2 separate regions of the Homo sapiens genome follow, and region 2 is linked to region 1. Evidence: chromatin contacts called from ENCODE Hi-C or POLR2A ChIA-PET data. All regions are on one chromosome and are shown on one strand. Each heading gives the region's core, a stretch centred on a gene start or an enhancer-like site at or near the end of the contact. The rest is flanking DNA. Distances are from core to core; before and after follow the strand shown. Region 1 holds the start of PRICKLE2-AS3 (PRICKLE2 antisense RNA 3). Region 2 has its middle 65 kb from the start of PRICKLE2.

Region 1 (4,163 bases), core at 960-3,459:
GGAAAAGACAGCCTCCCAACTAAGAATTAGAAAAAGTCAGTCCCCAAGCTAGATTATCTGATAAAAGTAATGGCAAAAACAGCAATTACTTTTGTACCACTCTAATAATTGCCATAGCAATAACAACTACCACCACTGTTTACTGAGTGCCAACTACGTGTTAGGCACTGTCCTTGGGAGCTTAGAGATTATGAAATGAGCCAGTCTGTGGAACTCATTTTCTTGTGCCATCCATCTGGATGTTGATGAGTTTCTACCCCAAATCTCCTTTTCATTGTGCATGATTAATACTGAGCAGTTCTTTCTGACAAAAGCTTGGCAAAAGACTTAGCTACTCCCTGAGGCAATTGATGAAACCTTAGGAAGCCTCCACCATTGGCATGGGAGGAAGCTTGCCTTCCTGTTTGCTAAAGAGTAACTTCATTCATTCATTTATTCCATCACTTTATCGAGGTATCAACATATAATAAATCACATGCAAGTATACAATTTGGTAAGTTCCAACATATGTATGTACCCATGAAAGCATCAACATAATCAAGATAGCAAATGTACCTATCACCCCCAGAACTCTTGTCAATCCTTTTGTCGTTCCTCCCTCTCATTTCCCCATCCCCAAGTAACCATTGATCTGCTTTCTGTCACTACAGATTAGTTTGCATTTTCTAGAGTTTTATATAAATGAAATCACATAGTGTGTACTATTTTGCCTGGCTTCTTTCATTTGGAATAATGATTCTCAGACTCTGATTCACTTTGCATAGATCAACAGTTCATTCACTTTTATTGTGAAGTAGTAGTATACTATATAGATATAATACAATATGTTTATCCATGTACCTGTGGATAGACTTTTGAGTTATTTCCAATTTTTGACTATGGAAAAGAAAACTAAGAGCAGCCACTTTAAAAACCCCAAATGTTTAAAACATTGTTTCATTTAATTTTCACAACTATGCTGTAGTTAAGTACTGACATCCTTGTTTTTCAGAAGATGAGATGAAAGTTTGGGGAGGTGAATTAACTTGGCCAATGTTGGAAAGCAGCACAGCTAAAATTTGAACACAGAGCTAGTTATCATCGAAGCTTAGACTCTCAAACACTTATGAGCCCAGAAGGATAGTTACTCAAAAGACAGAAGTTATCGGAGGCCAGCACAAAGCCTGATGTCTGCATGGGTCTTCCATGAGACACTTTCTACATCTACCTTTGTATGGCTCCAGGCCACCTAAAGCAACATATAAAGACTGGTGTTGGAAAGCTCCAGTTTTTGATTGGACCTGGAAAACTGCCATATTGAAATCACACCTATACTAACAGCTTGCACATATGGGTACTTAATAAACAACTGTTGAACGAATAAATGGCTGAATGCACAAATAAATGCATAAAGGAAGGCACAGGCAGATAAATAGATTGAGGAAGGAAGTTAGTTACTTGCTGATTTGGTGGTGGATTAATCCAATCATCCCATGAAATTACTCAAAATATCTCCTGCGTCATAAGGCAGAGGAGATCATCTTGATACTACATTAACTCTCACACCAGGCTACAGTGTAGACTGCCCAGTCAGCAGAAAGGGTGTGCAGCTGTGAATTTATGCAGGAAGTCTAAGTAAGAGGCCAAGTCCCAAACTTTAGGACCCCAGAGTGAATTTACTGTAAAGGTTGGAGATACCTGTCTTGAAAGCTAGAACTCCAATGGCAGGTCTCTCATCCTGCATTTGCAAATGAGCCTTGGCCTTTCTAGGCCTCATAATCTGCACGCAAGCCTTGACAAGTCCCTGCTGGTGGAATCTGGCCGTGTTGCTGCTGACTTCATCTGGCAGAGGCCCTGAAGCCTGGGAACCCAGGTTCTAGTCCCAACTCTGACAGCTCCGTTGAAAACAAGTTTATTAACAGGCAGTTTTAGTGAAAGCTGCACACACAGGCATATTTCCCATTGCCATCTGATGACATCAGTGTATTTCTGGAGCCAAGATAAATACAGCATTGTTCATGTGACTAGCTTCCCAAGAAGAGTGAGGTGGACTGCTCTGAAGCCTCCTCCTGCCCTGCCCCCTTCTTCCCTCCCTTCCCAACTCATCTCTCAAACTGCATTGAAAACACCGAGGTGAGTGACAGTGAAGGCTAACTAGGAGATGCAGCTTAGGGGGAATTTAATCCAATTCAGTTGGAGAGACATGCATCTCCCTGTACCATGAAATTCCATTTTGATCTCAGCATGTGCTGATGGAGTAATGAAATAAAGACAACACTCTGCAAATGGCTGGTGAGTCTAATGATGGTTTTTATGGGGGTTTTAGAAGGGCTATTAGATTGTGCATTCCTTTCCTATAAGCCAAAACCACCCAGCAGACCTTGGGAGATGAACCATTTTATCATTCTTCTCTCCCTTCCCCCAGCATCTGCCAGCCTTTGTCCCTCCTGGTATAAATAGCTTCTCACATAAAAGAGCAAACTGTCAGTAGCCTGAAAGCTAACGGTAAAGCTGGACGCCTGGCACTGTGGCCCCAGCCGGGTGGTGGTGAGTCACAGCTGTATAATTCACGGTCCTGCAGTAAAAGGTATCAGCGCATGCTCTAGGTTAACAGGCCAGAAAGGGAGCTGAAGAAACAGGGCCAATGAAAGACTTTTAAAAGCATCTTGAGTTTTCCTTTAACAATCAGCCTTGTATTTGGGTGATATCCAGGGCATGCCAGTCAAAGGCAAAAAGACAGGAATGGGATTGGGTAGCTTCTGGGGCACACCCTTCATCCGTATCTGCACGCAAATCTGCTTCAGTGTCTTGGAGATTCAAATAATGATTCTGATGAGGACAGCAGCTACCATTTGCTGAGGACCTATTTGGTGTCTGCTTTGTCCTAGGATCCTTACAAAGATGAATTCACTTCTTCTCTGTTAGCTACTTTAGACTTGGGCAGAAGCATCCCCGTGTTACAGCTAAGAAAACTGATGCTTGAGATGCCCAAGGTTACAGAGTTAAGTGATGGAGTCTAGATGTGGCCTCATCTATTCCTAGCAATGTGGCTTTTCCATTAGCCAACAGTAATGGCTCTCAAGCTTTGTCATGCATGAGAAACACCTAAAAGCTTTGTTGAAACAGATTGTTGGGCTCCATCTTCAGAGTTCTGGTTTATTTGGTCTGGGGCAAGTCCCAAGAGTCTACATTTAACAAGTTCCCAGGTGATACTAGTGCTACTGGTATGGGAACCTCGTTTTGAAAACCACGGGACGAGGCAGACCAAATCTGGGTAATCAAGCCATCATTCCATGTAAAGTCCCAGCTCAAATGTCACTTCTGCAGAGAGGCTTCTCTTAGCCATCCAATATAAAGTAGATAGATTCTCTAAATCAGGGGTCTGTGTTTCAAATCAGGCCCCCTTCCTGTTTTTGTAAGTAAAGTTTTATTGTCACATGACCATGCCCATTTGTTCACCTATTGTCCAATGCCTGCTTTCACATTACAACATCAGAGTTGGGTATTTGCCACTGAGACTGTACAATCCATGAAGCCTATATTTACTATCTAGATCTTTACAGACAAAGCCTGTCAACTCCTTGCTCCAGATCATATCACCCTTTCTTATTGCTTTGTTAATAGACGTCGGTCTCTGAATGTGTCTTGTTATTCAGCTATTAAGTTGTCTGCATCCTTCACTAAACTGTCAGCTCCACAAAGGCAGAAGTACTTGCTTTTCTATTCACAGCTGTCCCCTAGTGCCTAGGAAAGTACTTGCCATATAGTTGGCACTCAAAAAATATTTGCTGAATGAATGTCACTATTGAGTGCCCAGGTACGTGACGCTGTCTGTACCAGTAACATGAGAGCCCCTGGAGGAAGTACAGTAAAGCCAGGGTAAGAGAGTGAGAAGAGATAAGGATAAACAGAGATTGTCGATAGGGAAACAAATCTTTGAAGCAGGGCCATGCTGCTTCCTGCAGTGGTGGGGAAACTGGAGGTGGGGAAAAGATGAATTCCTTAGTCACTAAGGTCAACCTCAGATTAGGAGAAATTTCCCATCCCTAAGAATGAAAGAGACTGTGTGACTCATGCTGTTCCCCTCCTCCAACTCACACCAAGTCTGCTTTCTTGGATCTGATTCCCTGAGTGGAGCAATGTGCATGCTCTTCACTGTGCATGAGGAAGGGGTGGAGGAGGAA
Region 2 (4,163 bases), core at 1,140-3,639, 100 kb after region 1:
GAACAAGAACAACACTGAGGCCCAAGCAAGAACTCAGGTAGGGTAGTGTGAAATTCAAATGCAAGGTAGATGGATTCCTGAGAAAGGGAGAAAGTCAAGTGTCTTGGCATTCTACAAAAATTTACAACACGTGCAACACAACTGTGCCTATATCGTTTGAAAGAATCTTTCATTGTTTAAAATTGTCAATTGTGGATAAACATGTTGCAAAAAAAGATAAAGAGATTGACCACACCACAGCAGTTTTAATCGTAACCATGAACAGAAGGTAATGGCTTCATTTCTTTATTCTTTCAAGGAAATAGGGTTGTATTTGTTACCCATAACAACATTGACAGGTTCAACTTCTGGAACCACCAAACATAAATGCCTAAAAACTTTCTTTTACTCTTAACTAAAAAATAAATCCATACCCAACAGAGAAAGCTTTGTTAGGCAAGAGATACTTAAGTGTGAATTCCACACAAAATTGGGTTTGCTTTTGGTTGCAGAGATGTGCCCTCCTTAGGTAAATATAATGGCAAGATACAAAGTACTCTTTCCTTGGAAAGCCTTAGCTCATAAGATTATATATCAGTGAAGTACATTTTTGTAACAGAAACGAATAAATGTTACAGTGTGCACCTGAAGTTCAACTCAATTCCAGAAAAGCAGTTTTCAGTGGTAACATCTAAATCAGGTACCCAATCCAAGCATTTTTCAAATGGCCAAAACTGGAGTAATAGTATCTTTTACACAAATATCTTTCAAATGAATTATGGCAATATAATCTAAGACACGCTCACATTTCCAAATAATAAAACATAGGCAAAAATTTAAATAACTGTCTTGCATCATTGCTGTCATAGAAATTATGACAACTGTCTATAGAAAATTAGGATATGAAAAGAGGAGGTTGTGGATAGCATTGGTCTCCCAAGCCAAGACTCAACCACTTCATCTAACACAAACCTGGGCATATCTTAGGTCTTTTCCGCCTGACTTTGAACTTGAACAGTGAACATCTGTCTTTTGTCTTCTTTAAAATGAAAGAATTAGATAGCACAATCTAGACAGTTTCAAACAACTGTAACTAGAATACTTTTCCACTATATAATTAGGTTAGACAAAGACACCACATGAATAATATTGAACTGTTGTGATAGCCTTCAACACCACAGGAGTTTAACAACCCCACTGGGAATCAACCCCACTGGCAGAAAAAATCTTAGAAGCTGTGACAACATGTGAGTCAAGATATCCAAAGTTAAACAGGCTCTCACTTTAATATCTAGAAATAATATCTAGAAAATGTGTGGCCCTAAGAGAGAAAGTTTTTGAAAAGGTGCCATTTTCCAACAATCTCAAAGGTCATTAAAGTTAGCTGGCATGACATTTAGATACTTTAAGAGACAAAGAAATGCAAACCCCATGCAGGAAATACAGAGTAGCCTGGAGTGCTCCAGACTTCTATAACATCTAGCTTAAATCTAAGGGTCACAGGCTATCTATCTGACCACTCACTTTATTAATTTATGAAGTCAACGACATAGTAAATATAAATAGGACTCAGGGTATCCCAACAGCATTAAGGACAAGAATCCAGTTTGCGTTGCACCTGAAGTTTTCAATCATCGTGCAATCTCAACCAGCTGACGAGGTATCCTTAGAAGACAAGTGTTTCCTTAGTGAATAAGCACCTTTTGACCTCAGAAAGATTTACAATGAGGTACAGACATGTCTAAGGGAAGCCTATTACAAAACTTTATATTGTTTGTGTTATGAAATCTATAAATATTTTGCACTTAATCACTTTAACATTTAAGAGAATTTGGCCCATCCAAATTACCGGTTGTTTTTGTTATTTCAATTTAAAACATCTTGTTATTCCAGTTTACTTGAGTAAGGAGTACAGGCTTATTTGAAACTAAAAAAAATCTCATGAAATTTACATATAGTTTTAGGATATTTAGGTCAATGTTCACCACATTTATAAGTTTGATTTATGAGAATTATAATAATTATTAAAAGAGACAGGAAAAGATGTTTTCCTTGGGGAAGGAAGAAGCCAAGCCAGATGATTTAAAAAGAAACCAATTGCTTTGTGTTTATGAATGCATCTCAAAATATAAAGAGTTACTTATGTTTGTAAACGCAGACTGAAGATTTATAAATGTGATAGAATAGTAAGACTGAATGTTGAACTTTAGGAAGAATTGGTTAATTAATTGAATGTTAATTTTTAAAACCAAAGCCACCTGTAAATAATCTTTCCTTTAAAGAAAAACTGCCCTCCAGGGGCTCAGAAAACTCATAAAAACCTCTGCTTGTAAGGTAGCCTCCAAGGGCTGGTGTGAAGGCCACAGTAGGGATTGGGGCTGATTAATATGTGGTAATGTAACATGTCTCAGGGTAGGCCCAGTCTATCAGCTGCCAACAAGTACGAAATCCATGCTGCAGGCCACGCCCTGTGCTAAGCACTTTGTAGACAGCACCTCTTTGTTTTATACAGCAGCAATGCAAAGCTTAGGGACGTTAGGTAACCTGCCACGATGACAGGAATGGGACTTGAACCCAGTGCTCTCAACCACCACCCATTTGCCTCCTGTAAGAAAAATATCCCATCGACCTAGTGAATTTCTAGAATCTTGCTACTCAAAGTGTGGTCCAGGGAACCATCAGAATTGGCACTGCCTGGGAGCATTTAGAAATGCAGATCCTCAGCCCTACTGAATGAGGGTCTGCAGGTGATTCTTGGGCACGTTAGAGTATGAGAAGCAGTCTTCTGGAGCAGGGATTGGCAAACTTTTTCTGCAAGGCCAAAAAGGAAAAGCATGTTGGGCTTTTAGGGCCGTGTGGTCTCTGTTGCAACCACTCAACTTTGCCACGGAAGCAGGCATGGATGACACACAAATGACTAAGCATGGCTGTGTTTCAGAGACTCATTTTTACAATAATAGGCTGAGGGCCAGATTTGGCCCATGGGCCACAGTTTGCCAACCCATGATCTAGTGTACAGTAGCTACACCACTGAGATGGATATGTTTTCTGATTTGCTAGAAGAAAACTGAATACCTTCTCCACCTTGGAAGGCAAGCCCAGCCAACTCCTCTTTCACTGGTAGCAAGCAGCAGATTCACAGTAATACCGTTTGCCAACCTCGTCCAACATTTTTTTTTTCTTGAGGTCAGAAGATTACGTCTCAGTCTTAACATCATTTTCAAATGGTGGGCCCAATATTGAAGGGGACAGTGGAAATTCACCCCCCACCCCCCCAAAAAAAAGAAAAGAAAAATCCCTTTTGTATAAATAAATCAAATGTAAAAGATTTAAATGCAGTAAGATCTTTGGGGAGTTATAAAGAATTGGCCTTGTTTTTCAGTAAACACGATTGCATAAATGCAACTGGCTTTAGCACATTAACAGACTGGGATGCCTCAAATTCTCAAGAACTTCTGAGCCAATTCCTACACGATGATTAAATATGCTGGACAGCCATTCTGTAACTGGACTATTTTGCTCCACAGATTAGCCCACTCTCGCATTAGGGAGCACATTTATTGCTCAACTCTGAGTAAAGGCCATGCATCCCATTGCAAAGTCTCAACTTTTCCATCAGATGTTCCCATAAAAAATCTGAATACAGGAATTAAATCAACAGGAATTGCACTTTTTCTTCTCTTTCACTTTTCCTGGTATGAGCAGGAAAGGGGCTTCTCGCAGTTGGCAGGGAACTCGGCAAAAGAGGTTTAAGAACTGGTTTTGTGAAGGTGCTGTAGCCAAGCAGTTTCATGTCCTCCACTTATTCAGGAGAATTTGGAGAAAATAAAAATGAGGTAAACCAGGCAACTGAGGAAAATGGTGTTTATCATGGGCATTCATTGAGTGATTACCATATGCAAGGTGCCATGTGCTCAAGCCTTCATGAGGAGTATCTACGTTCATCTCCCCACATTTCTACATGTGTTATGAAGGAGAACCAATATAGAGAGGAAGAAACCGAGGCACAGTGAGATCAAAGATCACAGAGCTAGTGGAGACAGTGCATGGATTTGAACCCTTAGACCTCAGAACCTAACTTAATCTGCATTAAACAGAACTCAAGTATTGTTCAGTAGTTTTGCAGTGCCCTCTCAAACCTATGCTAAGAGCAGAAGCCTCCAGTCTCCCCTTCTGCCCCAACC

Evidence for each region. A loop is a pair of places that touch in the nucleus more often than their neighbours do. ChIA-PET counts read pairs that join two places held with the same protein, here RNA polymerase II (POLR2A). Pooled maps may share reads with other maps.
Region 2: a map of MCF 10A shows a loop between it and region 1 (7-fold over the local background). The contact joins the enhancer-like site here to the promoter of PRICKLE2-AS3 in region 1. A Hi-C loop is called at or near these places in 1 of 168 maps with a recorded cell type or tissue (MCF 10A) and 2 of 50 pooled maps. POLR2A ChIA-PET finds 5 or more read pairs at or near these places in 2 of 52 experiments (GM12878 and WTC11).

What each region holds. Positions count from the first base shown.
Region 1 is chr3:64,185,335-64,189,497 of GRCh38, forward strand. It overlaps PRICKLE2-AS3 (PRICKLE2 antisense RNA 3), which reads left to right and starts at 2,210. Exons shown (of 4, transcript NR_046702.1): 1 at 2,210-2,271. The region is part of intron 2 of PRICKLE2 (prickle planar cell polarity protein 2); the gene reads right to left.
Region 2 is chr3:64,288,647-64,292,809 of GRCh38, forward strand. No RefSeq gene overlaps it. Among named protein-coding and RNA genes, the nearest start is that of PRICKLE2, 65 kb to the left of the region's middle. Within about 2 kb of position 2,390, at least 6 of the 41 ENCODE cell types and tissues checked have a DNase peak (open chromatin) inside an H3K27ac peak, as active enhancers do.